Linked DNA regions of Homo sapiens: region 2 is linked to region 1. A link is an interaction called in ENCODE POLR2A ChIA-PET data of the cell type or tissue named here. Cell type or tissue: MCF 10A. All regions are shown on one strand. Links, peaks and the distances in the headings refer to the core of each region. The heading gives the core; the rest is flanking DNA. Region 1 overlaps MAP3K5 (mitogen-activated protein kinase kinase kinase 5). Region 2 overlaps MAP3K5 (mitogen-activated protein kinase kinase kinase 5).

Region 1 (2,818 bases), core at 266-2,765:
TGACATCTCTTAGCTTTTACGGAATTTTCTGCCTACAATGCAGAGGGCAAAGAAGGGGTATTGTCAGCTTGGCTTTGCTGTCTCTGAGTGACAGTCTCTTGTATACGTAAATAAGATGAATTTTCATAAAAGCATTGACAGAGCATTAGCTTCACCTCAGAAAGAAAATGAAAAAGCAAATGACAACTGTAGTCAAAGAAGAAATTAAAATATAGTTAAATAGTAAACAGATCAAGAAAAAATCAGTGAAAACCTTTAACTTGCAACCTATTCTTTTTAAAGACATCAGTACACAAAGATTGGGAAAGTTTATTAAAAATGTTACCAAACTTTAAGTTCTTCTTTTTTTTTTTTTTTTTTTTTTGAAACAGGGTCTCATTCTGTCACCCAGGCTGGACTGCAGTAGCACGATTTCAGCTCACCGCAGCCTCAGCCTCCCAGGCTCAAGGGATCCTCCCACCTCAACCTCCCGAGTAGCTGGGAATAAGTTCTTACTCACTCCGTTAGGTTGAGCTATTCGAACATCACTGTTTCCCATGTAAACGTTGAGACCTTCATTAGGCTCTCCTTGCTTACCCTGCCATTTCACTTCAGGTGTCACCACCTTTAAGAAGCTACCCCTTGCCAGGTGTGGTGGCTCACACCTGTAATCCCAGCTCTTAGGGAGGCAGAGGCAGGAGGATAGCTTGAGCCCAGGAAATTGAGACCTGCCTAGGCAATATAGCGAGACCCCATTCTCCACAAAAAGGAAAAAAGCAAACAAAAAACAAGCATAAGAAGCTACCCTTGAACCCACTGTATCCTCAATCTGATTTTTGAAGCTGATTCCTGGGAGCCCAGCATCCTGGCACAGAGGCACTGCTAAGGCAAAGGCATTGGTCTGCCCTCCCCACCAACTCTGAGCTCTTCAGGGGCAGGAATATGATATATACAAGCAGTTCATTTAATCTCTACGAGCTGAAATGATTCATTTGTCTTAATAATGCTGTCATTTTAAAGTACAGAATTTGAGAGCTGGAGGGAATCTCAGATACCAATTATTCCAACACTCCACTCTTTTCTGAGGCTTTAAATGACTTGCTCCAAGTTAGAAAAGAATCAGGACCCAAAGCCAAACCTTGAAAATGCTGTTCTAATGCTTTGTGCCTGCATCCCATGCCACCTTGCCTTTGTAAATTCACAGGATTAAATAAGGGAATCCTAAAAAAATGTGTTCAATTCCCCCTTCACTTCTAACCCTGGTCAATTTTACAGGCAAAGAAACACCACTGGAGGCAATGAAGGGCCGTTCTCACAATTACATGGTTCACAGCAGAGCTGGGATGAAAACTCGGATCTAATATGAGGGACCATGTTCTTCCCACTATCTCATAAAAATTCAACTTTCAAGTACAGGTCATGGGTGTAGAGCAAAGGTCAGCATGGCACAGGGGCCAAATCCTGTGGGCCACCTGTTTTTGAGTATGGCTTGCAAGCTAAGAATGGTTTTTACATTTTAAAATGGTTATAAAACAAGAAATCATACTTTGTGAGGTATATGAAGTTCAAATTTCAGTGTCCACGAATAACGTTTGGTTGGAACATAGTCATGATCATTTGTTTAGGTCCTGTTTATGGCTGCTCTTGAGTAATAGGGCAGAGTTGAGAAGTTGTGAAAGAGACCTCAAGAAATGAAACCACACACCTAACACCATCTGATCTTCAACAAAGTCAACAAAGTAAGTAATGGAGAAAGGACTCCCTATTCAATAAATGGTGCTGGCTAGCCATATGCAGAATAAAATTGGACCCCTATCTATCACCATATACAAAAATTCATTCAAGATGGATTAAGGTTTAAATGTAAGACCTCAAACCATAAGAGTCCTAGAAGAAAGCCCAGGAAATACCATTCTGCATCAGCCTTGGGAAAGAATTTATGACTAAGTCCTCAAAAGCAATTGCAACAAAAACAAAAATGACAAATGGGACCTAATTAAACTAAAGAGCTTCTACACAACAAGAGACACTATTAAGAGAGTACAAAGACAACCCTCAGAATGGGAGAAAATATTCACAAACTACGCATTTAAGAAAGGTCTACAAATCAACAAGCAAAACAACAAATAACCCCGTTAAAAAGTAGGCGAAAGATATGAACAGACACTTCTCAGAAGAAGGCATACAAGCAGCCAACAAACTTATGAAAAAATGTTCATCATCACTAATCATCAGAGAAATGCAAATCAAAACCACAATGAGATAACATCTCACACCAGTCAGAATGGCTTTTGTTAAAAAGTCAAAAAATAACAGATGTTGGCGAGGCTGCAGAGAAAAGGGAACACTTACACACTGTTGGTGAGAATGTAAATTTGTCCTGCCACCGTGGAAAGTAATTTGGAGAGTTCTCAAAGAACTAAGAGCTGAACTACCGTTCGACCCAGCAATCCCATTACTAGGTATATACCCAAAGGAAAATAAATTGTTCTACCAAAAAGACACCAAACCAGATATTGAATGTTCTCACTCATAAGTGGGAGCTAAACATTGGGTACAAGTAAACTTAAAGATGGGAGGCTGGGTGCGGTGGCTCACGCCTGTAATCCCAATACTTTGGGAGGCCAAGGCAGGAGGACTGCTTGAGGCCAGGTTTGAGACCTGTCTGGGCAACATAGCAAGACCCCGTCTCTACAAAAAAAACATAGTAAAATAAAATAAAATTAGCCCAGCGTGGTGGCTCATGCCTGTAGTCCCAGCTACTCGGGAGGCTGAGGCAGGAGGATCACTAGAGCCCAGGAGTTCGAGCTAGCAGCGAACCATGATCATGCCACTGCAC
Region 2 (2,818 bases), core at 251-2,750, 89 kb before region 1:
GCAGCATTAGCTATAAAGCATTTGTAGTTTTCAGTTCATTCAGATGCCTAAATAAATATCTTACATATCTGGCATTATTAAGAAATTTAGAAGCCAATGTATTTCTTTTATTACTCTGCCTTCAGAAAGAATTAAAGGTAAAGGTACTCCATATTAATAAATTTTCCTGCAAAAAACCACTTAAAATGCCAAAACTTTGTTTTCCATTTTACTGTTTCCAGTACAAATTGTTCTAAATAAATTAGATGTACCTATGATTTTTTGTTTGTTTGTTGTTTTTGTTTTTGAGACAGAGTCTCACTCTGTTGCCCAGACTAGAGTATACTGGCATGATCTTGGCTCACTGCAACCTCCATCTCCTGGGTTCAAGCAATTCTCTTGCCTCAGCCTTGTGAGTAGCTGGGATTACAGGTGTGCACCACCACACCTGGCTAATTTTTGTATTTTTGGTAGAGACAGGGTTTCGGCATGTTGGCCAGGCTGGTCTCGAACTCCTGATCTCAAGTGATCTGCCCACCTCGGCCTCCCAAAATGCTGGGATTACAGGCATGAGCCACGGCACTGGCCGTGATGTACCTATGATTTGAACATAATATAACCTTAACTTCCTGACTCAGCCTATCATTTATTAACATAAATAATTGTTCTTCACTGAAAGAACAATTAGAGTTAAGAGTTAATTAAAGTTGAATTGTTCTTGCCCTTACACTAGAAGTCCCTGGACATTTATCCTGGTATTGTTTCTGTACTTGCTTTGTATATATTTTTAGTTCTACCATCACTATAAAGCGGTTAGTAGACTTTTTAATTTTTTGCTGATTTCAAGTTGCTGTTCTGTGAATAAAATGTATTATGTGGCATCTATTTTATCTACTTGGAGGATAATAAACATTTTCCCCCTAGTTCTTAGCTGTATACTGATATCTCAGGAGCACCTGATATCATGCACAAATAAAGATGTAGAATAACACTTTATTGTCATCACCAAATGGCATTATTAATTAAACTTTACCTAGAACTTGCTTGTGCCACCTTCAAAAGTTGAATAAAACGATCCACAAGAGGTAAGCAGATGGGTCCAAGAAGCAGCTCGAAGTTCGGTTGCATGAGCTCTGTCAACCCCTTCATGAAGCTGCTGTCACAGCAGTAGACTTTGTTATGTGGAGTTATCATGTAAGGAACAAAGGTGTAGTTCCCAGTGCACATCTGCGGAGAGAGGAGGCATCGGCAAGTGGGGAGCTGGCCTGGAGACACGGCACAGATGGAATCCCACGTCTTACTCATTTTAAATAATTCCAAATGCAAAGGGAAATAGAAAAGCCTCATTATTTATTTATGACCTACGACAATGAAAATTTCCCCAATTCCTTTCACTGCATACTTCAAATAATTAGGACTTACAGATGATACCAAAAAAAGAGTGGAACAGTTTCTATCCATCAATTTAATATTTATTCACCATCTTTCAAGGCTAGGGCACTAAGTTATTGCTGTTGGAAAAAGTAGTTTAAAGCATGGCCTTCAGCTTTCAGGGAACTTATAATTTAGTCACAGGGCGCAGCATACACATATGAAAATGCTACAAGCTCACATTTGAAGGGCTTCCTACATGTAAGGTGATGCCGCAAGTAGATCCCGCTCAAATCCACCCCCCGGGAGGCTGCTCTCTCTCTGTCTCCCCACTACTAAAACTACAGGCCCAGAAGTTACCCTTGATGCTTCCATTCCCTTCCCCTTCCACATCCTATCGAAGTCCCATCTGTCCTGCCTCCAAAATATAATGTCATATTTGTCCATTTCCCTCCATCTTCTCGGCCAACACTTTAGTCCATGCACCAATGGACCTGGCCTGAGCCACTGCCATCAGCTTTAACTGGTCCCCCTGCTTCCACTCTTGTCCTCTAATTTACTCTCCACTCTGCCATCAGAGTGATCTTTCAACACTGTCCCTCAGATCACTTCCCACAGCTGCTTAAAGCCCCATCTCTTGCTCTTGGGAGAAAGAAGAAATTGCAATGCAACGTACAAGGGCCTGACTACGCAGATCCTGCCCCTCTCTAACCTCAGCCCTGCCACTCTCCCCTCGCCCACTACAGCCTGGGCTCACTGACCTTCTCTTGGTTCCTGGATGATGCCCAAGCGAGGATAAACTGGTGCAAACAAAAGCAGAGCAGGGATGAAAGTGGAAAGTGAGTTGGATACCCTGAGTAAGCAAATCTGACTGGAGCTCGAAGCTCAGGGAAGGGAATTAAATGCAAAGTTAAGGATGTTAGACTGTACATTCTGGACAATGCAGAATCATAGAAGGATCCACAGCAGGAAAGAAAACACAATCAGCTGAGTGTGATGGCTCACGCCTGTAATCCCAGCACTTTGGGAAGCCAAGGCGGGCAGATTGCTTGAAGCCAGGAGTTCAAGATCAGCCTGGCCAATATGGTGAAACCCCGTCTCTACCAAAAATACAAAAATTATCCAGGTGGGGTGGTGCACGCCCTTAATCCCAGCTACTCAGGAGGCTGAGGTGCGAGAATCACTTGTAGTGAGCCGAGATTGCGCCACTGCACTCCAGCCTGGGTGACAGAGCGAGACTCTGTCAGGAGAACGAAAGAATGAACAAATGAAAGAAGGAGAAAGAGAGAGAGAAAGAAGGAAAGAAGAAGGGAGGAAGGAGGGAGGGAGGAAGAAATGTGCATTTTCACAATGCACAATCAAAATGCACAAATCAAAATACACAATCAAAACTGTGCATTTTGGCAGCCTGGGCAGGTAACAAGATGCACTAAAGGGAAGAGATATGAGGTTTGAGGAGATGAGTCAT

Evidence for each region. Peaks named below come from ENCODE experiments on the same cell type or tissue, not always from the same donor. Only the 100,000 strongest peaks of a DNase experiment are listed, where the experiment ranks them.
Region 2: POLR2A ChIA-PET joins it to region 1 with 92 read pairs; 8 of 35 experiments call an interaction of 5 or more read pairs at or near these places.

The regions. Positions count from the first base shown.
Region 1 is chr6:136,786,459-136,789,276 of GRCh38, forward strand. The region is part of intron 1 of MAP3K5 (mitogen-activated protein kinase kinase kinase 5); the gene reads right to left. Among named protein-coding and RNA genes, the nearest start is that of MAP3K5-AS2, 3.8 kb to the left of the region's middle. In MCF 10A, for the core only: no CTCF peak of the experiment used is centred there; a DNase peak (open chromatin) is centred at 1,643.
Region 2 is chr6:136,697,477-136,700,294 of GRCh38, forward strand. It overlaps MAP3K5 (mitogen-activated protein kinase kinase kinase 5), which reads right to left. Exons shown (of 30, transcript NM_005923.4): 4 at 1,013-1,206. Among named protein-coding and RNA genes, the nearest start is that of MAP3K5-AS1, 70 kb to the left of the region's middle. In MCF 10A, for the core only: no CTCF peak of the experiment used is centred there; no DNase peak of the experiment used is centred there.